2 separate regions of the Mus musculus genome follow, and region 2 is linked to region 1. The links are chromatin loops, found by intact Hi-C in ENCODE. Cell type or tissue: left cerebral cortex. All regions are shown on one strand. Each heading gives the region's core, and the rest is flanking DNA. Links, peaks and the distances in the headings are about the cores only.

Region 1 (6,436 bases), core at 1,119-5,118:
GAAGTCAAGTGAATTATCAAACAGCTGTAACCCCAACACTCCAGGGGAAAGAGTATCTCACGATCAAGGCCAGCCTGAGTTTACATGATAAGTCAGTCTCAAAATAACAAAACAAAACTAAGTTTTGCTAATCTTATAATCTAAGATGGGTCATGCAAGTGATGTTGACCTTACAATTACTATTTTATGCCCCAAGTTTAACTTCCATTAAGAAGACACGTGATTTAAGATTTAAGTAAGTTACTTATGTTTTTTATTTCAATCCATGCTATATCTAACAGCATAAAGATTATCTGAGAAGAACCTATAAAATGTACTTTGGTCATTTCAAAAAAATAAACATATTGTACTTAATATGGGCTTTAGGAAACTATTGATAATTGCATTTTATGCTACATATGATCAATTTCTAGGATCTAAAGTTGTATCTCAATAGTGAAAACTGTGTGAGACCGTTCTGAACTGAATGCTCAGAACTACAAAATAAAGAATAATAAAGCCGGGCAGTGGTGGTGCATGCCTTTAATCCCAGCACTGGGGAGGCAGAGGCAGGCGGAGCTCTGTGAGTACAATACAACCTGGTCTACAGAGTGACTTCCAGGCCAGCCAGAGCGTGAGTGTGTGTGTGTGTGTGTGTGTGTGTGTGAGACAAAAACAAAAACAAAACAACAACAACAACAACAACAACAACAAAAAACCCAAACCTCGAATTCCTGCCGTATACTATTTGAATATTATCAGTTTCTTTTTCAAAAATCCCCTTCCACTAAGTTGGGCTCCCTTAACTATGTTGACTAATGACAACCTTGAAATTCAAAGGTGCTTGTTTTAAATGGAGTTATATAAGTAATCACCTCTCTTTTGACACTGACTAGAATTTAATTCCTCCTTGTGAAGAGGCTGAAACTGTTAGTCTGTGACTTGACCAAAGTCAACAACTAGTTAAGAGGCAAAGGCGGGTTCATTCCCAGAATTATCTTTCTCAAAGCCAATACTTCCACTTGAACATAATTATCTCCTTAAAAGATTAAGAGAGAGTTCAATCATTGGAAAGGGACTCTTGTCCCTTGTCTCTCTAAATGTTCACTAGTTCTTCTAAGACATATACTATACTTCCTACAATTCAGTCACTTAAACAAAATGAAGATAGCATTTCTAATTCGTTTAAACCACAAAAGGATTACTGGCAGGTGAGAAAGAGGTTGAAAAAGGCTTGCCTAAACATGTCTCATCTAGACCTCTAAATATGGATTTCCTAGTGGTTTTTTTAAAGCATGCTCATTTACAAGGCTACGTTTGAATATAGTCAGATGCCTTCCAGTATTGCATTTTCTAAGAAAATTCATACCAGACTCATATCGGTCTGGGAGACTGCTAGAATATGCCATTCTGGCACTTTGCAAATATCCGAAAAATCATCCGGGGGCAACAAACCCAGTTTCACACTCTTGTTTTACGACGTGATGCGTACCCACTTAGGGGACAACGCTCCTATAGGGCGCCCTGCCGAGAGAGCAATAAAGGAAGAAGCGGGGGAAGCGCACGGAAGTTGGGTGGAGGGAGGTCTCATTACCCACTCTTCTGCCCTACCTCTGCCAAGGGCGGCTCCACGGTGCCCAGCCGACACGAAACCCTTACAAGCCCTCGAAGCCCGGCTCTGTCCCAACAGAGAGTCCGGGACGCGGACAATGTGAAGCACAGGATGACCACAGTCACCTCTCCAAGTCTATACCCTTGATTTCGGCCCTGGATGATGCTCCCCCTTCTTTTCGGAGCTGGCACTCCAGGTGGGAAACTCCCGGTCTGCATTGGCCGAAGTCCCTGCTTCAGAAAGGGCGCCTCCTGCGACCGGGTCTAACCCGCAACCCGCAACTCTTTGCACGCAGGGACCCTGGTCCCTCTGTCCCGCCCCCGCAACCCTCCACGGACAGGCCCGCGCCCCACCCGGGATTCCCGAGTCCACTGCCCCGCCCCAGCGAAGGGCTCCTAAAGCCCCCACCCCACCCCCCCCACACACACACGTACACACACACACACATCTCAGACTCCAGTCTCCCAGACCCAGTCGAAGCCAGAGTACCTACCTAAATCAGCGGTGCTCCAGTGTTCCAAGGGGGCGGGCGCGGTCCCCTCCCCGAGGCGCCTACTGCTTCTCTCAACCACCCCTTAAGCCGCAGCTTTGCTTTCCCAGGAGCGGGAGGGAGCGGAGGGAGCGGAGGAGGCGGAGGGGAGGGGGAAGACCAGTTGAGGGGCGGCCGAGCCAAGCCGGAAGTACTAATGCAGGTCCCACCCACCTCCTGGAGCCGCAGAGCATCCTCGTTCTTCTGATAGGACAAACCCCTGTCGTCGCTGTGAAATTCAGACCACCACTTCCGGGTCGTTAATGCTGCGGCCCCTCCTTAGCAACAGCGTGGGGTTGCTAAGCGGAAGTGCCTTTAAATACCCCCCTTCCCCCCCCATTTCTTCGGGGACTGTTGGTAAGTGGGTTGGGAGCTTCGTTTTCTCATTTGGAAATGTTTTTAGGCCTTTAGTTTACAATGTTAGGCCAGGTAAACCCTTCGCTGCAGCAGGTAGTAGGCCCAACGTAGCTGCTTCCATCAGTTGGTCTCTGACACCAGCTCCAAACTACACACACCTCCTGGAATCCTGGGCCATCTCGGCAGCTCCTCCCAAAGCTCCTCTCCAGGCCCCTTGCGGGAGCTTCTTTCTCACTGTCTAGCAAGCATCTCCCTCTGGTGGATTTCCTGTCGTTTCAACCAGACTTTTGCATGCATTTCGTTCTGAACCGGCTCCAGAAGTCGAACAGTGAAGTGGGTAAGAAAGTTTTGTCTTACCTTGTCTTTTCTTTTTTCTTTTTTTTTTTTTTTTTAAGGATTTAACGTTTTTATGTGTGACCTGGAAATAACCTAGCTATATTTGAGTCTATGAAAATTGACCAGAGTAATATTATTATTGTTATTCCATAAAACGGGGGAGTTGGGGGAGACAAAGAATGCCGGTAATCTCGCTTGAGTAGGAAGACAACTAAGCCTCCCATCAGAATAAACCAACATACCTATACGGTGACTAAGAAAGGTGTCCATAAAAACCCTCATTTAGGCTGGGGATTTAGGTCTGTGATACAAAACTTGCCTGGCATGCCCAAGGTCTTTAGTTCGATTCCCAGGCATCGAAGAAAGGAAGGGAGGCAAGGAGACTCATTTACTGGACATGACAAGCAGACCTGTAATGCTTAGACTCCAGAGGAAAAGCGAGGATAGTAACTCCAAGGCCTAGACTACATGGTCAGTCCCAGTTTTAAAACATTTTACCTAACATACCCGAGGCATAAGTTCACTCTTTGAAAAAACTGGAAAACTATGGTGGAGACCAAAGCCAACAAAATAACCCCCTGTAACGACCCCTATAATTATAGTAATTATATTTTTAGAGAAACCTGGGGTGGGGGATAAAACCATCACTTGACTGTATTATTTTTTGAGTCTGAATCTCACTTTGAAGCCCTGGATGACTGATCAGGTAATGTCTATGTAGACCAGGCTGGCCCTGAATTCAGAGACCCACCTTCCTCTTCTCCCAGGTGCTGGGATTTAAAGCGTTCACTACCGGGATGGACCGGCTTTCCTATTTTAACTTTAACTTCTGAATTTTTCTCATCTACATCAGTGGATACACTTGCAACTGTAAGACCCGATTTTATTGGTCACAAAATTATTAGTAGACTGTTGTTTACCTCAGCTAAGACAGAAAACTAATTTTGGTAATTGAAAAGTAACACTAGGCCTTTTCATTTCCTAGACTCATAGGATGGCATTAAATTGATCCATCCTAGGCAGTCAACTCTGCAAAGCTTTTAAGAAACCACTTTAGGCTCAAATGTACCAGCAGTTGGTTATTAAGTCTAAAATAGTTCCATTCCCTACCCCCACCATCATCGTGTATACAATTGGAAATACACACACACACACACACACAAACACACACACACACAATCTGGGTCAGTGATGAGTGTTACAGTAGTTTAGTATTTCACCTGCCAGCAGGTCTAAATTCCAAACTTTAAATTCTAAAATAAATATAAGTCCAACATGCAACAGTTTACAATACATCTAAAGAACTAGAACATGTTTATGGTTTAAAAAAATGTGGCCTATAGAAATTGGTGCCTCATCAAATAAAATTCAGTTAGAACTAACCATAAGCTTAAGCTAATGTGGAAATGCACCTTCATCTGCAGAGCTCTCTGTCCACTGCCTGAGGTGGTTTACAAGCAGCATTTAGCTCCTTTCCTATAGCCTTGGGGTTTTTTAATTCACTGTTCTATTAATATATGAAAATCTGGATTGAGTCCTAAATAACCACATGAGCTTTTTTTTTTTTTTAAAGATTTATTTATTCACTTAATGTATGAGTACACTGTTGCTGCCTTCAGACACCCCAGAAGAGGGCATCGGATCCCATTACAGATGGTTGTGAGCCACCCTGTGGTTGCTGGGAATGGAACTCAGGACCTCTGGAAGAACAGTTGGTGCTCTTAACCACTGAGCCATCTTTCCAGCCCCACATGAGCTTTTGTTTGTTTGTTTGTTTTGCTTTTCGAGACAGGGTTTCTCTGTGTAGCCCTGGCTGTCCTGGAACTCACTCTATAGATCAGGCTTGCCTTGAACTCAGAAATCCTCCTGCCTCTGCCTCCCAAGTGCTGGGATTAAAAGCGTGCACCACCACCATTGCCTGACCACATGAGCTTTTATAATTCTTTCATTTTCAACATAGTCATGCTTAGAGGCCTGGGAAGGTGAGTTGCAAAGTCCTACACTACAACTGCCTATGTGGGCTTAACTACAAAAATCTTATTCTCTTTATTATATTTATTTGTGTATGTGTTGGTGCTGACATACCATTGTGAATGTGGAGGTCAAAGGATGTGTTGAAGGAGTCCCTTCTCCTTTTCAACCATATCGATGGTCTAGAGACTGAGCTCAAGGCGGCAGGTTTGGCATTGGTAGTCGCTCTACCCTTTGAGTGATTTTGCTGGCCGAGGAATCTATACTCTTAATATGAGCTATAAAACAGTAGCATATATATAGGCTAGATCCCGAATAGCCTTCACAACCAGTGCAGTACCCTCATCATATATGACTAATATGGGACTTTCAGCCTCCTAACAGTGTCTTTTTATATTCACTTTTTAATTTTTTCTTTTTTAAAATTATTTATTTTATGTATATGAGTATACACTGTAGCTGTAGAGATAGTTGTGAGCCTTGATCTGGTTGTTGGTCAACCCTGCTCACTCCAGTTGGCCCTACTCACTCAAACCCTGCTTACTCTAGCCCAAAGATTTGTTTTTGTTGTTTCTTTTGTTTGTTTGTTTGTTTTTGAGACAGGGTTTCTCTGTATAGTCCTGGCTATCCTGGAACTCACTCTGTAGACCAGGCTGGCCTCGAACTCAGAAATTCGCCTGCCTCTGCCTCCCAAGTGCTGGGATTAAAGGCGTCCAGGCTTGGCCCAAAGATTTATTTATTTATTTATTTATTATTATTATTATTATTATAAATAAGTACATTGTAGCTACCTTCAGACGTGCCAGAAGAGGGTGTCAGATCTCATGGGTGGTTATAAGCCACCATGTGGTTGCTGGGAATTGAAATACTCTTCGGAAGAGCAGTCAGTGCTCTTACTCACTGAACCATCTCACCAGCCCCTTCATTTTATTTTCTTTGAAATGACTTAAAAAATTAAATTGTGCATGGTGCCTGTGTACATCACTTCAGAAACTGAGTGAGGAGGATTGATATGAATTCTAACCCAGCCTGGACTAAACAACAAAAAGAACACATTTGATATGTAATTAGTACTGAAACCTTGTTTGAGGCCTCGCTATGGTAGCATACAGCTGGAACTCAGAAGACAGATAAGATCACACTCAAGGCCATCTGAGTTACAAACAATAAAATAAAAATATGTACTGCTAGAGCTCATCTGGTTTCACTAGACATAAAAATATACCAGAATTAGAAATGAATAGTTCATTGATGAACAATCTGGCCTATAAGAAGAAACTTAGCCAAGTTAACCATTACTGTGTCTAAGCAATAAACAATTGAAAAGATATAACTCCTATATATAAATGATCCAGACAAACTCAGGATATGTGACAAACAATAAAATGTTAAGCCTGAAGAAGTGAAGGCTAAAGATATAATTCATCTTTAAATAACTGGAGGTTGACGTGTGGAATAGCTAGTTCTTTCAAGAATGGAACCAAAAATAAATAGGAATTAAAACAACTTACACTCAACATTTTCACAATTACTGTTTCACAATTACTGTTGAGTAATAGGACAGTCCATTTAGTGAACACTTACTGGCTGGCCTGCATTGAACAAGATGGTTTCTAATAGTCCTACAAATTTGATTTGATGACAGTTTCTTT
Region 2 (5,063 bases), core at 1,064-5,063, 220 kb before region 1:
AATGCACCCCAAAAGCCTTGGCAGGAGGGTGGAGCAGAGGCTTTAGAATCTTGACAAAGCTTAGGGACATTTGAGTACGGTTTTTAGTTCAAATGGAAGGTTGACAGAAGGGAAATCACACTGTGAATGGAGCTGGGTGAAAGGAAGCAGAAGACAAGGGGATTAAGAAGGCTGGACCTCAAGGAGGTCGGTGGCAAGGACACGAGGTTGTCCTGCCTCAAGCTCACAGAGGAAAATAAAATAGAATAAAAAGGAGAGTGATAAAGGGAGGGCAGGGGAGAGAAGCAGGATTTCAGGTGAGTGGGTCTGGTGTTCTCAGGAGCCTGGGGTCTGTTCTACTACTCATACCTTACCCAGAGACCTAAAAAGCAGCCAGGAAAATAAATCCATCAAACTTTCCTTCCCTAGACTGTCTTCTGGCCTTACCAATAAAATAGGACATTTGAAAATGCAGATAGGAGCTGGGCATGGTGGCGCACGCCTTTAATCCTAGCACTCGAGAGGCAGAGGCAGGCAGATTTCTGAGTTCAAGGCCAGCCTGGTCTACAGAGTGAGTTCCAGGACAGCCAGGGCTACAAAGAGAAACACTGTCTCGAAAAACCAAAAAACTCTGTCTCAAAAAACTAAAAAAAAAGAAAAGAAAAAGAAAATGCAGATAGGAAAGAGGATAAACTTCCCCTTCATGTAGCAGGTTATTACCGGATTGGAAAAGCAGGGTTTCCCCCCTCCTCTCCTCGGCTTCTCCTTCTAAGCTTCATTTGTAAAAGCTGTATTATAGTCTTTGAACACTACTAAATCCTGAAATTAAACCTCACCTCTTACCCCTTACTGAACACCTCTAGCTTTCTAGTGATTTGAGAAGTTTGATTTTTTTAAAAAGATATCAAGCTTGTTCTCACATTACTCTCCTAATTTCCTCTCACCCACAACTAAGTTTTTGTTGCTCTGTATTGACATGAAGGTCTGCTCTTCCAGAGGACTTAAAATCAGTTCTCAGCACCCACAACTGGCAATACACAACCTCCTGTAACTCCAGCTTCAGGGAGACCCAACACTTCTGGCCTCCATGGACACACACAGACTTAAAATTAAAAACAAACAAACAAACAAACCTCTTTTTTAATACTTAAAAAGATGATTCATTTATATTTAAAAGTTTCAATGGGTGGTGGTGGTGGTTGCGAGATGATTCAGTGGGAAAAGGGGCCTGCCACCAAATAAGCCTAACCTCCTGGGTTTCCATCCCCAGGAGCCACTTGCTGGAAGGAGAAATCTAACGCCAGCAAGTTGTCCTCTGACTTCCATATTTGCACTATGACTTGCATGTGTATGTGCAAACATGCACAAAGTAACTAAATGTAATAAAAGTGATTTGAAACTTCAGTATTCAATTCCAGTCTACAGTCTAAAGAAACAGCCTACCACACCTCCACCTGCAGTCACCATCAGGTGCCTCCTTCTGGATAGCCAATTCTGTCTTCTCATCTCCATATTTTACTCTAGTTTCTTCAGCGTATGCGACCTCTGACATATCCAAACTACTCTTCAAGACCTACCCAAGTAACTGTCTAACATCATCACAGATGTTTCTAGTCAATTTCTCTTTCCTCTGCGTCTCCATACCTCCTACTTAAGCTCATGACCTCTGACTGCATTTTGTATTTTTGCATAAGTGGGTGTCATTCAATGCAAACTTGAGGACTAGAATCATCTCTCTTGAAGAGTTGTATTTCTGGTCCCCGGAAGTTTCCAGACGCTATATGCAGAGGTATGGTAGGATGGGAATGTTTTGTGGAGATAGTACAGTAGCAATTATCTTCTGCCTGGGGTTAAGTCAGCCTTGCCTCTCTACCAAGAGATAAGGGAACCTGATTAGCTCCCGGGCCATTCCATCTTTGGAATCCTTCTTCCTGGCCTATAATTCCACCTAAACTGTATCTGTAGGAGCATCTCTCTTAGTGCTACATCTTGGCCTTTTTGTTTTCAAAAAAATAGGGCTAGTGGTGGAACACACCTAATTTGTATGAGACTCTGGATTTTCTCCCCAATCCTGATAAATAATACTACAAATGGTCAACGGAGGGAAGAGAGGGGCTGGGGAGGTAGGGTCAAGAGTGGAGAAGGAAAGAGGGAGGGAGGGAGGTGGGGGAGGAGAGAGAGAGAGAGAGAGAGAGAGAGAAACACGAACAAGCATTACATTTTCAATCACAAGTTTGGTTTTTTCTGTTTCTTACTGACAATATGACCCTCTGGGTACTTGTTAAACAACCCACTCCCCATCTGTACAATGAAGACAGTCCCTCAAAGTGGAGAGTCTCTGAGTGAATACACGAACACACTTAACTGTGTAAGAAAATTGTAAATTTAAAGCCTCTCGCTGAGATATCTATCCCTACCTCTTCACTTCCTATTGATTCTGTCACACAAGAGAGTTGCTATGACCTTGGGCCAGTCCCCAACTCGGCCATTACCAAACAGTGACCTCAGTTATGGCGGGAGGAACGCAAGTCCAGGAACTAAAGAAGGAAAGACTCTTGAGTAGTGAAATCTTCGGCATGCTTTGCTTCTTGATCACTGTAGGCTCATTCTGCCCACATCCCTTGACACTGTCCCTAGAGCTGTAGGCAGTCCAGGGTAACAAAGCGTTTATGAGTTCCTGGCTCAATTTCGCTCCAGGTTTAGAAATAGCCCGACATTGCTGTGTGACTTAGGACCCGGAAGAACATGCTTCCCTCTAAGTCTGGTAAAAACCCCAAGGGTCCACTCCAGCCCAAGGGTGAGGCCCTCCTCCACCCCCTCTCCAATGCCGCCTCTCAAACACCGTCAAATAGTGCCCTGGGTAAATTACCATAAACTTCTAGCGCTTTCTCTTCCATGATCCGGGGCTGCCAGGCAGCTCCGTGCTCAGAAAAGCCTGAGAGCCATAGGACCCTGCTCAGCGTCCAGGAAAGCAGCCCAGACACTCGCTCCATCCTCACGTTCCGCCATCCCTGGCGACTGTCCCAACCGAGCCACCGTCTTTCCGCAGCCGACCTCGAGAGAGAACTTCCTGGTCTTCAAATAAACCAAGACATGTGTAAAGGTTTAGGGGAGCAGAGAATAGGCGGGACTCAAAACTGCAACGCGAAGGACCTAGGGAAATTAGCTGTAAAGACTACATGTCCCAAGATGCTCTGCTCGATTTAGAAGGCACAGAAAAATCCTTACGGCCCGTTAGGCGCATTGCATGCTGGGATGTCTAAGGGGCGTTAGCGGAGCGGCGGCGAAATGTATATGGGGCTTGTAGTCTTAGCCAGAGGATCGTGTAACGGACTGTTATACGTCACCAAATGCCCCACTCAGTTCCTAGGAAGAACTAAAGATGAATCCTAAAGAGGTAGGGGAAAGGAGATCAAGGTTACTACTACTGGAAGATATTCTAGAACGGAGACTCTACAGCTATTTCTCAGAGGAAGCCACTTCCAAACAAATTTTTCTTACTTTCTGACCAGGCCGGAAGTGGATTTCCTTTGCGGTGAAAGGGGTTATTTTGGAAGACCAATGTTGATAGGCATGCCTACGGACAGGGAAGGCTTAGTTTTCTTATCTCCTAGAAACTTAGTTTAGTGCAGCTTCTCTCCATGGGGAGGATTTCTATCGACCACCACCCAAATTACAGCGAGAGAACTTTATCTGTGTTCACTATGTAGTAATGATAACGGAGATGAACATCCTAAAAAAGCATTTCTTAACCTTTTTTTTGTGTGTTCATGGCTGTGATGGGTGCCAGTTACAGAGTTGATTGTGTTTCCACCTCAAATATTTATTAGACACTTAATTTGCCATACACAATGTGTATGCAGGAATAAAAGTTACAAACTAAGACACTCTCCTGACCTTCAGGCAGTTTACTTTATCTGTAAGGGAATCCACCCCTAATGTTGAGTTTGCAGTTGTAAACAGCCAACTTTGCTAGGCCTGGTGGCTCATGCCTGTAATTCCAGCACTTGGGAGGCCGAGGGAGGAGCATTGAGTTTGAGGCCAGCTTTGGACACAGAATTTCAGGCCTGCCTAAGGTGGTTTCAACCAGAAAAGCAAACCACCTCTGTTGGTGTTAGTGGCAGGTTTCAGCTCCTTGAAAGGATCATCTTGCAAATTAGTCCGTGATAACATAACCTATGTTATCTTTAAACTCTAGTTGACTTCGACTCACCAACCTGTGATTAAGTTCCGGGAACTTTTTTTTTTTTCGAGGCAGGGTTTCTCTGTATAGCCCTGGCTGTCCTGGAACTCACTCTGTAGACCAGCCTGGCCTTGAACTCAGAAATCCACCTGCTTCTGCCGCCCGAGGGCTGGGATTAAAGGCGTGTCACCACGCCCGGCTATAACCCAAAATTCTTAAGGACCGAATTTAATACACGGAAATCTCCCCTTTGTGTGAAGCCTGGCTTCTCAAAAAATCGATAACTTCTTTTTATTGTTGCACACTGTAACACTGAGTGTGTTTAAATTGTTGACTTACAAGACTGCCTCATTAAACTGTGAGCCAGGAGCTTTTGTGTTTGTATTTGAAACGCACAGTAAGGTGCCAAGCTCACAGTGAATGCTCTGTATATGTTAAATGAATTAATGTCCAAAAACTAAGTGGCAAAACTTCCTGCAGTCGTTTCAGCCCTCAATCAAAAATATTTATTGAATCTCTCAGAGAACACTGTGCTTGGCATGAGCAGGTGGCATGCAGAGGTTTTCAAACATTGTTAGTCACAGACTTTATTCAAACAGAACCTTAGAAGCGTGACAGATAGAGCCATGCAGGGCACAAAGACCCGGAGGAACTCCTCAGCCTCTAGCTCCTCCTCTGCCTACTTGGCCCGCCCCAGTGCAGCCTTGCGGTTCAGTGCTTGGATTGGCTGAGCAGCAGCCCAGGCCCCGCCCTAGGTCCCTCCCCCAGGTTCCGCCCCGATGGTCCCTCTGGGTCCATAACGGCCCTCGCGCACCTCACACGGCTGGAGCGCTTTGCTCGCGGCACTGTCTATAAAGTTGTTGTTGCTGCTTCCGCCACGGGTGGAGGAAGATGGCGTCAG

The links. A loop is a pair of places that touch in the nucleus more often than their neighbours do. Peaks named below come from ENCODE experiments on the same cell type or tissue, not always from the same donor. Only the 100,000 strongest peaks of a DNase experiment are listed, where the experiment ranks them.
Region 2: a loop joins it to region 1, with 8 times the contacts of the local background. A loop is called at or near these places in 1 of 42 quality-filtered maps.

Annotation. Positions count from the first base shown.
Region 1 is chr9:65,904,817-65,911,252 of GRCm38, reverse strand. Trip4 (thyroid hormone receptor interactor 4) reads left to right here and starts at 2,459. Exons shown (of 14, transcript NM_001357872.1): 1 at 2,459-2,814. It overlaps Csnk1g1 (casein kinase 1, gamma 1), which reads right to left and starts at 2,243. Exons shown (of 14, transcript NM_173185.2): 1 at 2,085-2,243. In left cerebral cortex, for the core only: CTCF peaks have their summits at 1,853 and 2,726 (motif pointing left); DNase peaks (open chromatin) are centred at 1,565, 1,786, 2,309 and 2,660; H3K4me3 peaks cover 2,170 bases; H3K27ac peaks cover 1,403 bases.
Region 2 is chr9:66,124,756-66,129,818 of GRCm38, reverse strand. Snx1 (sorting nexin 1) reads left to right here and starts at 4,933. Exons shown (of 15, transcript NM_019727.2): 1 at 4,933-5,063. The coding sequence starts at 5,054. Ciao2a (cytosolic iron-sulfur assembly component 2A) reads right to left here and starts at 3,208. Exons shown (of 5, transcript NM_026635.3): 1 at 2,849-3,208. The coding sequence starts at 2,972. In left cerebral cortex, for the core only: a CTCF peak has its summit at 3,194; DNase peaks (open chromatin) are centred at 3,193 and 4,911; H3K4me3 peaks cover 2,373 bases; H3K27ac peaks cover 1,469 bases.